Linked DNA regions of Homo sapiens: all the other regions are linked to region 3. A link is a contact called in ENCODE Hi-C or POLR2A ChIA-PET data. All regions are on one chromosome and are shown on one strand. The core of a region is the stretch at or near the end of the contact, and the rest is flanking DNA. Distances in the headings are between cores, read along the strand shown. Region 1 holds the start of CPA3 (carboxypeptidase A3). Region 2 overlaps AGTR1 (angiotensin II receptor type 1). Region 3 has its middle 37 kb from the start of CPB1.

Region 1 (3,541 bases), core at 626-3,125, 74 kb before region 3:
ATGGGGCTTGAAGGGTGTGGAAGAAGGTGGAGGAGCAGGATATTGAAGAGGCTGGTAGTTTGGCAGATCATAAAACGCTTTGAATGCTATACCAATACCAAAAGAAAATGCTTCTGACTGGGCATGGTGGCTCATGCCTGTAATCCCAGCATTTTGGGAGGCTGAGGCGGGTGGATCACTTGAGGTCAGGAGTTTGAGACCAGCTGGGCAACATGGCAAAACCCCGTCTTCACTAAAAACACAAAAATTAGCCGGGGATGGTGGTGGGCACCTGTAATCCCAGCTAATAGGGAGGCTGAGGCAGGTGAATCGCTTGAACCTGGGAGTCGGAGGCTGCAGAGATTGTGCCACTGCACTCCAGCCTGGGTGACAGAGTGAGACTCTGTCTCAAAACAAAAACAATAACAAACAAAAAACGCTTCTATGGTGCTTAATATGGCAGGCCTGCTTCTAAGTGCTATCAAACGCTTACTTAGTCTTTGTAGCAACCCTAGGAAGTAGCTATGACTATTATCCCCATTTTATAGCAGAAGAAATTGAGACCCAGAGATGTTGAGTAAGTTGCCTAAGGCTACAGAGCTAGCGTAGAGCTTGGATTTGAATGTAAGCGTTTGACTTTGAAGAAAATGCTTTTTCCGTACTAGGCTGCTTCTTAGTAATGACCCTCAAACGGAGGAATGCAATTGTCAAGTTTTAGAGTGAGCAATCAGGTTGCAATGCAGAGTTGGCTTTGTGGGAGTCAAGACTAGAGCCCTGATTGCTAGTTAAGGGACTATGGAAATTCTCCTTGCAAGAGGTAGAGTGAACATGAACTTGGCAGTGGCAGTGGAATGGAGGGCAATGTGTGGATTTGAGAAACATTTGGGAGTTAGAATAGGCAGGGCCTTTGATTGATTTGATGTAGAGGTAACTGTATGTTTGACTGGAATAAATCCCAGACCCAGTTCTGGGTTTAAATTTGATGTGTAATCTTGGTCATTTAATTTATTGTCTTTGCACTTTAGCTCTTCTGTTTCAAATGAGTTACATTATAACCCTGACATTGAGAATCTGCTGGAGAATTTGAAATGGCATATATAAGGTGGCTGGTGCAACATAAATAGGAGCAGCTGAATACATGATAAAATTATATTAGGCTGTTGGATTTTAAAGGATTGATCTAACTTTAAAAGTCTTATTTGAAAATGTACCTGCTCTTGGAAAGGGTCACATCTTGATATTAGCCAGTGCCTCAACGTTTTCAGTTAGTACTCAAGAGAAATTATGGCACCAGAGGAGATGAGGGTCGGAGTGGGGAGAATGGAGAGGGAATGGCACCCGTAGGCAAGAGAAAGATGCCCTGATAAGGAGGCCAAGAACAGCTCCTGATTTCATAGTTTTACCTTGAAAAAGCTGGTGTTTGAAAAGCTTTTGGGAGGAAAAACAGAAGTGGTAGTCTTGGAAACCAAGACCAAAACCAGAACAGGTGAAGTATTGGCCATTGGCTGAATTATCCAGATAGCTCCTGCTTTCCCCTTATGTTCAATAGTCTTTTGTAGTCCCATGGGCATTGACAGTAAAATAAGAAGAAGCATCTTTTAGAGAACAGTAAGAAAAGATAAAATATCCCTCTAAATGCTTACCTCATTGGTTTTGGCCAAGTCCTTTATGATGTCTGCTTGTTTTTCATCCTGGGGCTTCACGCGGAACACCTTCTCCCTTTGTGGAGGCAAATGAAAAAAAAAAAGTGAACTGTAAGGAAACAACCTTTAATTCTCTTCTACACAGAGACTGGAACACAGGAAGTAAGATTTACCTGTCAAAGCGGACAGGAGCAATTGCAAGAGTGGTAGCAATCAAACCCACAGGCAGGATGAGCCTCATGGTTCTTCTTTGCCTGCCTTGAGACCCTCTGGCAGTTTTATGCCTCAGCCCTTATCTTGATGAGCAGCTGATTTCCTCTTAGGGTTCTGTTGCACAAACTGTTCCCCTTCTTCCCCCACACCAGGTTTTTTTTTTCCAGCTGGAGAGGGAAAAACACTAACCCACCAAGCACATGCTACTTATCTACCTTTTGCAATAGGAAATACCCATTTTACAGATACAGGATGGGAAGCAAATGCCTTTAGCAAATAACTTGGCCAAGGTAACAGAGAAAGTATGTTCACAGAGCTGGGATTTACTAGTTCTATCTGTTCTAAAATACTACTCTACCATTCTGCTTGAATTGAATGATGGAAGAAATTAGTTTTAAAATTTGCACTTGGAGACTGAGATGAATTTGGGTATCTGGCCATAAAATCTTGGTGAGTGGTTCGTAATAATGTAAAATATATTTTTGAAGCTAGAATGTAAGTTGTGAAATTAAAAACATTTAAATTGACTGGGCACGGTGGCTCACGCCTGTAATCCCAGCAGTTTGGGAGGCCGCGGCGGGTGGATCATCTGAGGTCAGGAGTTCAAGACCAGCCTGGCCAACGTGGTGAAACCCTGTCTCTACTAAAAAATACAAAAATTAGCCGGGCGTGGCGGCAGGTGCCTTAATCCCAGCTACTTGGGAGGCAAAAAAAACCCCAAAAATTTAAATTACAAAATATAAATGTACTAAAAATGCTGTAAGTACTATGGCGAACATTGAAATGTTCACCATTTAGATTTTACAATGATAACATTTTTGTTATATTTTTCCTGTACTTCTCTGGGTAAAGAAATAAACACTAAAGACCTAAAGCACTGCCCTAACTCTTTGCCCTTCTCTTCTCTCTGTCCTCAGAGGTGACCCCTATTTCTAAGGCAACTTGAGAACTACCTGACAGCAAGAAAATATCAATGCTGTAATGTTTATTAATTGGACACTGTCTTCAGAGCCTGGATGCTGTAATTGCCAAATAATGCCTTTTGAGAGTTGAATTAATGAAAGCCACCTATAGACCATTCACAACCATCTCTGGAGGGATGTTTAGTCTTGAACACAACTTGGTTAATTATGGGAGAATAACACCTTTACCTAGAATCATAGGTAACCTAAAAGAGTAAGTGAATTTATCTAATCAGTTAACTTATTAGAATTTCCTTTTTGAAAACCACCTCTTCACATTGACAAACGTATAGCTGACTGTAGATAAAACTTCTCAGAGTCACGCTTATGTACTATCAAAATAGTGTGGTTGGAGACACGCCCCTGTTATATATACAGCAGCAGTAATTCCATTCTTCTCTATCTGATGGGTGTGTGGTAGAACTCGGGACTTTTTTTTATTTCCCCAAATGGATTTTCCGGCTCCAGCCTTGCAGGTAAGGAAGAGGAGGGTTTTACAAATGCCTTCATGTTCTTGACACTGGGCAAGCTCACCAGCACTGAGAACTCCCAAAGCAAATGCTTGCTCCATTGCTTTTGACTAAAGATACTTTTGACCAGGGAACAGTGAAAAAGAAAGACCTTGACTTTGGGTTTCGACAGACATCACTTCAATGTGGCTCCCACACGCTAGCTACATCCCCTTGAGCAGGCTGCCTAGTTATTCTGGGCCTTGGTTTCCTCATTTGTAAAATGGGAATGCTA
Region 2 (3,639 bases), core at 403-2,902, 64 kb after region 3:
GTTAGTGCTTTTCTTTCTTCAGGAGATATTAAAACTCTCCTCTGGTTCTTCCAGCTAGCTAAGCTGAGGCTCTTGTTCTCAAAGTTACAAGTCTCCAATCCAAAAGCAATTGTGGTTAGGGAAGGAACCCCGCAGTAGGAAATAGAAGAATACAATTTCATTTGAGCCAGCAGAAATTTCAAATAAGCCAATGTGATAGAAATATCTAACACTCTCTAGTTTTTATAAACAAATAATTTTGGCTGAACTTCTTCAGCCCAGTTGCTTTGCAGTTTCAACTGGTTCCAGCTGAAGATCATGGTCACTTGAAATCATTTATTTTTTTTCTCCTCAGTTAACTTTGGTTCTTATCTCCTGCCAGATAGGTGAAGCTTATAAATCAAATTCAGAGGGTAAAAGTGAATTATCATTCTCCATCCACCTCTCGGAGAAATATTTACATGGAACTTCTCTATACACAGAAATTCCCTGAAGCACCTAACAGTTTATTTCTGGATCATTAACTACTTATCAGATGCTGGGTATGTGGAAACTGCTGGCCTTTGGCTTTCACAAGGAAGATGGAGCATTTTTGAGATGATTTCTATCAATGGGGAAAATGTCAATTCAATCTTTTCAGCTTCATAACTTTAGCACAAAATGACATACAAGTGTTTAAGTTCATTTAATGTACCATTATTTTATACTTCTTTTTGTTTCTGCTGATTAACAGAAAGGACTTATAATAGTGGCTTAATATTAGCAATAGTAACACTGATCACTTATTATTCATTGGATGCTTACTATGTGCCAAGTGTTGCATTAATTGCTTTCATTTCTACAAGAGACCTATGAGGGAAGGCATCATTATTCCCATTGCTCAGGTTAAGAAACAGGAATAGAGAGCAGGTCCTTACGTTTTTGACATTCTGTAAGTAATGTTTCAAGGCTCTATTATTATTATTTTTACTTTTTGGCATGGTCATCTCTTTATACTCCAGTCTAGTGCCTCTCAATTAGACTGATTTTGTACTCCAGGGATATTTGGCAATGTCTCGAGACATTTTTGATTTTCCCAATGTGGGAGAGGGAGGTGTGGGGGGTATTACTAGCATCTAGCAGGCAGACAAGTGATACTGCTAACCATTTTACAATGCGTGGGACAGTCTCCCACACCAAAAAATTATCTAATCCAAAATGTCAATAGAGTTGCTACTGAAAAACCCTGCTCTGGTTCCTACTTTTTGTTTTAACCTTTGATAATTTATATCTCTCACCTTTTATGAAATAAATTAACTGTATACTGAATTTTATTGGAGGCTTTTATTTCATGCATTATATCTTCCGGGGAAAACTACAGATCCCTCACAAAAGATAAAATCCTATTGGGTGACCAAAGTCTAAAGCTGTGTTGGGTGCTTAGTAGGAGCTCTCAAACAGGGAGTTTACTAAATATCTGCTGTGTTAGATCATTCTAGAAATTACCTTCTGTAAGCATTTTTCATAACTTCAGGATTCTGCACAGATAAGGCTGAAGAGGGAATTTGAGCTCAGATTCATCATTAGGGTTTCAAGAGATTGATGGCTGTTGTCGTGGCCCCAAGGTCTGCACTGAAGGGAGGAAGCCACCTAGTCCGGAAGTCAAACCCTGCCCTCTTGTGGTATCACTGCCATAGACACTTCGGGGAATCTGACAGGATCAGAGGGCATCGATCTGTATCCTTCCGGTCTGAACTGACTGCAATATTTAAGTGTAAATTCAGCTTGCATTCACATTAGGCCTTTTCTTCTTTGTGGAACAGTACATTAAATATAACATGTAATCAAGGCTTTCATTAGAAACCAAGTGGAGAGAAGAGAGAAAGAGAGAGGACAAAGATACCATACTTAGTTACAAATGTTACTTTCTGGAAGTTTGACAATTACAGAGTTTCACTTACTTAGCTTGATTCTCTGTTACTTGCCTTCTCTACAAAACTGCTTTTCTGACTAATAAAGGCATGGAGTAGTTTTTGTAGGCAAGGAGAAACAATTCTGGGAAAAAGCTTTGTAAGGAGCAATATTAATAGACATCTATGCCCAAAATTTGATTCCTGTGGTATTTTCCCTACAAATTTCTTATAGGCTAGTTCAAGGAGAAAAGCATCATAAAGTTTGAAAGACCAGCTAAATCAGTGGAAATTATACTCTCCCCTTTCCCATTAAGAACTCTATTCTCTTACTATGAAAACACCACTGTTCTTTCTTATCTCAGAGTGCAGCCTTTTCTGTATACTGATGCCAAATGGGTAACATTTTAGTGAGACATTTGAAGTTGTGATATGCAACTCGGTGGGGGACAAACAAGGTCATTTAAAAGGTCTCTTCATTGAGAACATCAGAGCTTTCAAAAGAGGCACACAGCCTTTCCCGCATAATTGGGGGTAAATGAAGAAAAAGCCCATAAAGTACAAAAATTAAAAAAACGGACGGAAACACTCAGAATTAAGAGTGAAAAGATATCATGAATGCTGATGCTGAATCTTAACACACAAAACCAAAGGCAATGAGTAAAAGAGCAATTTAACTTAAGAAGGTGATGAACATAAATCAGTTGACTGCAGGCCAGGCATGTTGGCTCACGCCTGTAATCCCAGCACTTTGGGAGGCCAAGGTGGGCGGATCACAAGGTCAGGAGCTCGAGACCAGCCTGGCCAGCATGGTGAAACCCCGTCTCTACTAAAAATACAAAAATTAGCCAGGCATGGTGGCATGCACCTGTAATCCCATCTACTCGGGAGGCTGATGTAGGAGAATCACTTGAACCCAGGAGGTGGAAGTTGCAGTGAGCTGAGATCATGCCATTGCACTCCAGCCTGGGCAACAGAGCGAGACTCCGTCTAAAAAAAAAAAAATCAGTAGACTGCAGGATTTAGCAAGGGAAAAAAGAAACTTAGAACTAGAATTGGGGGATTCTTCTTCGCTTCTCTAGAAATTGAGATCTTGGACAAATCATTAAACCTTCATTGATCTGACAAATGGAAATAATATTATGAAGCCTCTACCTTGCCCTTGGAAGAGTGTTTTAAGATTATGTGTACAAAATAACTTTTTCAAAAGACAGTATATTATACCCATTCAGTATGAATACACTAGATACAATAAAAAACAAGTTTGCTAAATAGCTGAAGTGCGAAGCTAATTTATAGACCAAGAGATATATATTCAGCACCTAGAATCTTAAAAAGGAATATTAATTTAATTAATGTTAGCAGAGTCTATTATCTGGCTGGACTCATAGGAAACACCACCTTTGCAGTCTCACAGGTCAGGGAGAACCTGTCTCCGGCCGGGTGTGGTGGCTCATGCATGTAATCCCAGCACTTTGGGAGGCTGAGGCGGGTGGATCATTTGAGGTCAAGAGTTTGAGACCAGCCTGGCCAACATGGTGAAACCCCGTCTCTAATAAAAATACAAAAATTAGCTGGGCATGGTGGCGGATGCCTGTAATCCCAGCTACTTGGGAGTCTGAGGCAGGAGAATCGCTTGAACCCAGGAGGAGGCGAAGGTTGCAGTGAGCCAAGATCGCGCCACTGCACTCCAGCCTGGGCAGCAGAATGAGACTTATACATATACTAAGTAAATTGCGTCATAAAATTTTACTTTACAGATGTAATTTGT
Region 3 (3,908 bases), core at 444-2,943:
TCTCTGTCTCTCTCTCTCTCTATATATATATCCATCCATACATACTCTCTATATTATTTGGTAGTCTCTAGTCTGGTATGTGTTTCCATGCCAATTTATCTTTAGTTTTTGAACAATGAAATTATTAGAACAATGGGCATTGTCATTGATTGAATTAAGGATGCTTTGTATAGACTCCTGAAGTCTTCTCTGACTGTATTACTTGGTGTCTGAGTCCCAAACTTTGCAGTAGAAGTCTTTAAAGAAAATGGAATAATTTTCTCTTTAAACTGTAATGAGTGACAGTAGTCCAATGACGATACAGAAAGTGTCACACTCAGATGAGCAGTACTGAGTGTAGAACAAGATCACTAACTGGACATCAATGACATATCCTGTTTCTTGGTATTCAGGAGACTGAAAATCATTTGGTTTTCTTTATCTGGGCCACAGCTGTCTTGGGCCTCATTCCAGTCAGTTTGATCTGGTGAGGATTCCTCTTGGCAACATAAATGCAGTTAAGGGGGGGCTATAATGACATGGCAGTGACAGCTGAAATACATTTCCTCATTTTGATCTAGGTGAATGTTCTCAGTAGTATTGCTTGATGACCATATGCTTATCTGTCTCACACTTATAGGAGATTTTTAAAAGGGATTAAAAGGTATTTTTTCCTCCATTAAACTTCGGACAAAGAGCAATTGTGAGCCAATGTTGGTTAATCCATCGTATTATGATGTATGAAAATCAATGAAGAGAAAAATGCAAAGTACCCCTATGTATCTACCCCTCTATCTACACAAAATTTATTCATCAGGAGAGGCAGCATCACAGCAGATTTGTTAGCCTAATTATGATGTATTTCCTTTTAAACAATTTGCGCACAATAATTGATCAAAAGTCTTCATAGAGCTTCCCAGAGCAATTCATTAGTTCAATAAAACAATGTGAGCAATAGTTGGAGCACATTTACTTCATAATCATTTTGTTAAGGAAGAAAAAAACACAGCAGCTGCAGTTCAGTGTAGATAGCCATCAGAAACAGTTAATTTATCAAAATGAATTGATCTTGGCAGTTTTCATTCTGGGGCTTAGATTGAGAAACACAATTAGAATTCACTGCTGTGCACACAGCCAGAACAAAGTAATGTTGGCTCATTTTCCAGTAACATTATGGGTTAAACCATGGATAGACAGAAAATCCAGAATTTATCCAGCCATACAGATTAAGTCACACATCTAAGTGATCAATAAATGGAATAAAAGCCATCTCTGCTCCACTTTTATAGGAAAATGACAGGTCAATACCTTCTTTTAAACCTAGTCTTACAACCTTATTCCAAAACACAGAGCATCAACAGTAACAAACCACATTCAGCATCCCAGGAAAACAGTGTTAAAGCTGACCTTGTTAAATGCCCTCTCCCAACTCTGCCAGTGAAATGAAATGGATTATCGCTCTGACCTCACATAGGGTTGCACTTTGGGAAAACCCTCCATCAGTGCATATAATCCTAATTTTTAAAGCATTGATCATAGCCCTGCACAGCTGCATGCATTCAAAACTTTTATCCTTTTCCAATCTACACTTTTCCTTCTTAAAAACTGTGGCTTGATTCATTTGTTTTAGCAGCTGCCTTCTTATAGCACATGCCTCCCAGATACACAGATTACGTCGGTAACTGGCCATCTGCGCTTGACAGTCACCCGCACCAGCTCCAAATCTTCTTGGCTTCTCTTTCCAAGCTCTCAGTGGGATACTTGACCCTCAGGTGCTGGGAGGCAGTCAAAGATACAAAGAGCTCTGGATCCCACACAAGGGATGCAGAACTGAATGATTCCATGAAAGTGGCCTGAGAGTGTGACCAGTAAAAAGAAAATTTAGAGAGATTTTGTAAATACATCAAACTTATTTTCATATTACCTGCCTTGTTTAGCCTGTTGGGATGTGGATTTTCCAGGCCAATGCTTATTTGTTGTTGCCACTAAGCTTTTAAGGTCCAAATCAGGCTCCTGCTCCCACTGCCAGGAAGAATGCTCAGCTGAATATATTATTTGCTTCCAACATTTCCTCATTCTGGAGACTTTGTGGTCTGCCTGTGTTGCTGTGGGTGCCAAATGTGTTCTGTGGGGACGAATTGGAGAGCTCAGCAGAAAGACAATGAGCTCTATCACATGCTAGGAAAGTCATGGTCACAGGGTTTAGGGAAAACAAACCAAACCCCAAAACCCCACAGTGAAAAAGTCTTTGGTTTGCTGCTGAAGACAGGAATCAAAGGGTCATTCTTGGCCTCTGTCTAGAGTATGGGGTGACTGAAAGAAATTTATTGAAGGTCCAAATCTACTCAGAAGCCCTAGGCTCTGTCTTGGCATTCTTTCTTCTCCAGTTTAGACAACATTAGCTCATTAAAGCTGCCACGTTTTTATGATCGATGTGTTCTTGAACCACAATGTACTGAAAATAAGTCAGTATCTGGAACAAAGACTAGAGATCTGATCTGTACACTATTACTTTGCTTTCTAAGTGAGAAATAGCCATTACTCCCCCTTCCATGTGCAGAAGGCAGTCTGATTAAACAAATGATTATAAGGACTAAGAGCCTAGAATGGGATTCACAGCTGGCCGGCCTCCAGGGCCAATCTGGGTTTCCAATCTCCCCTTTGTCCATGTTTTTAGGATAAGAAGTAAACTGAGATTGGTGACTACTGAGCAATGATGAGTTCCTCTCCTTAAAGGTGATGTGATAAAGACTATGTGATCTCAGGGTATTTTCACATTTACCCAAATCACCTGCAATTGATTATTAACTCTTGTTGCTGATCGATTCCTCCACTTAGGCTTTTCTCCAAATTAACCTTTCCTTATGGATGTTGTTTTTCATATATGTACACGTATCAGTACTGCCCAGCAGGGGATGGCCACAGGGAGACACACCACTTGGGACAGAGGAGTGCTGAGCTGGTGGAAAGGTGCACTGAGTAACTGTGTGATGTTAACCTTTCTGAACATAGTGTGCTAAAGGTTGAGCATCTCTCATCAAAAAATCTGAAATGTGAAATGCTCCAAAATCTGAAACTTTGAGCATTGACATGATGTCACAAGTGGAAATTTCCACACCTGACCTCATGTGACGGATATCAGCCAAAATGCAGTCAAAACTTTGTTTCATGCATAAAATTATCAAAAATACTGTGTAAAATTACCTTCAGGATATGTATATAAGGTGTATATGATACATAAATGAATTTTGTGTTTTGACTTTAGACACCCCAAGATATCTCACTATGTATATGCAAGTATTCCAAAATTTAAAAAAAAATTGAAACCTGAAAAAGTTCTGGTCCCAAGAATTTCAAAGAAGGGATATTCAACTTGTACTCTGAAAAGTGAGAGTCTTCCTTTGATAATAAAAGCCTACTTGTGACCCTTAGATAGAAAAACTAAACGATGCCTACTGTTTTCAGCACATATGATAGGATTCCATTAGCATTTTAAAATATAAGCTTACATGTGTTAGTATTAGCATACTATAAATAGAAAATAAACAGTACATCTGGGTAGGTATGAAAAAGTCAATGTAATTTCATCCCCCTCCCATTCTATGTCAGTGTATAGTTTTGCTGTTTCCCAGGAATCCTGAGAATGTTATTTAATATTAGCAAGAATCAGACATAATTGGATGTTTGCTGACATAGTGGTCTTTAGTAGCACATGAGAAAGACTATCCCCAGTGATGTGCTTATGATGTTGTGTTCTCATTGTAGCCTAGGGCTTTTCCTCGCCTCCTCTGTTTCCTTTTCCCTAGAGCCCTGTGTCAGCGGCAATGAATGCTTAAGTAGGCTCTGTCAGGAAAACGCTCCGTGACCTTGGAAACGGTATTTAACCTTTCTGTGGATCAGCATCCAAATAGCAAAGCAATAATGACAGG

Evidence for each region. A loop is a pair of places that touch in the nucleus more often than their neighbours do. ChIA-PET counts read pairs that join two places held with the same protein, here RNA polymerase II (POLR2A). Pooled maps may share reads with other maps.
Region 1: a loop to region 3 is called in a map of dorsolateral prefrontal cortex, with 3 times the contacts of the local background. The contact joins the promoter of CPA3 here to the enhancer-like site in region 3. A Hi-C loop is called at or near these places in 1 of 168 maps with a recorded cell type or tissue (dorsolateral prefrontal cortex) and 2 of 50 pooled maps.
Region 2: a loop to region 3 is called in a map of dorsolateral prefrontal cortex, with 10 times the contacts of the local background. The contact joins two enhancer-like sites. A Hi-C loop is called at or near these places in 1 of 168 maps with a recorded cell type or tissue (dorsolateral prefrontal cortex), 1 of 37 single-sample maps with no recorded cell type and 3 of 50 pooled maps. POLR2A ChIA-PET finds 5 or more read pairs at or near these places in 2 of 52 experiments (OCI-LY7 and activated T-cell).

What each region holds. Positions count from the first base shown.
Region 1 is chr3:148,863,630-148,867,170 of GRCh38, reverse strand. CPA3 (carboxypeptidase A3) reads right to left here and starts at 1,875. Exons shown (of 11, transcript NM_001870.4): 1 at 1,796-1,875; 2 at 1,623-1,698. The coding sequence starts at 1,863.
Region 2 is chr3:148,725,449-148,729,087 of GRCh38, reverse strand. All of the region lies in intron 2 of AGTR1 (angiotensin II receptor type 1), which reads right to left. Among named protein-coding and RNA genes, the nearest start is that of AGTR1, 29 kb to the right of the region's middle. Within about 2 kb of position 1,652, at least 2 of the 41 ENCODE cell types and tissues checked have a DNase peak (open chromatin) inside an H3K27ac peak, as active enhancers do.
Region 3 is chr3:148,789,261-148,793,168 of GRCh38, reverse strand. No RefSeq gene overlaps it. Among named protein-coding and RNA genes, the nearest start is that of CPB1, 37 kb to the left of the region's middle. Within about 2 kb of position 1,693, at least 3 of the 41 ENCODE cell types and tissues checked have a DNase peak (open chromatin) inside an H3K27ac peak, as active enhancers do; they include dorsolateral prefrontal cortex, where a contact is called at or near this core.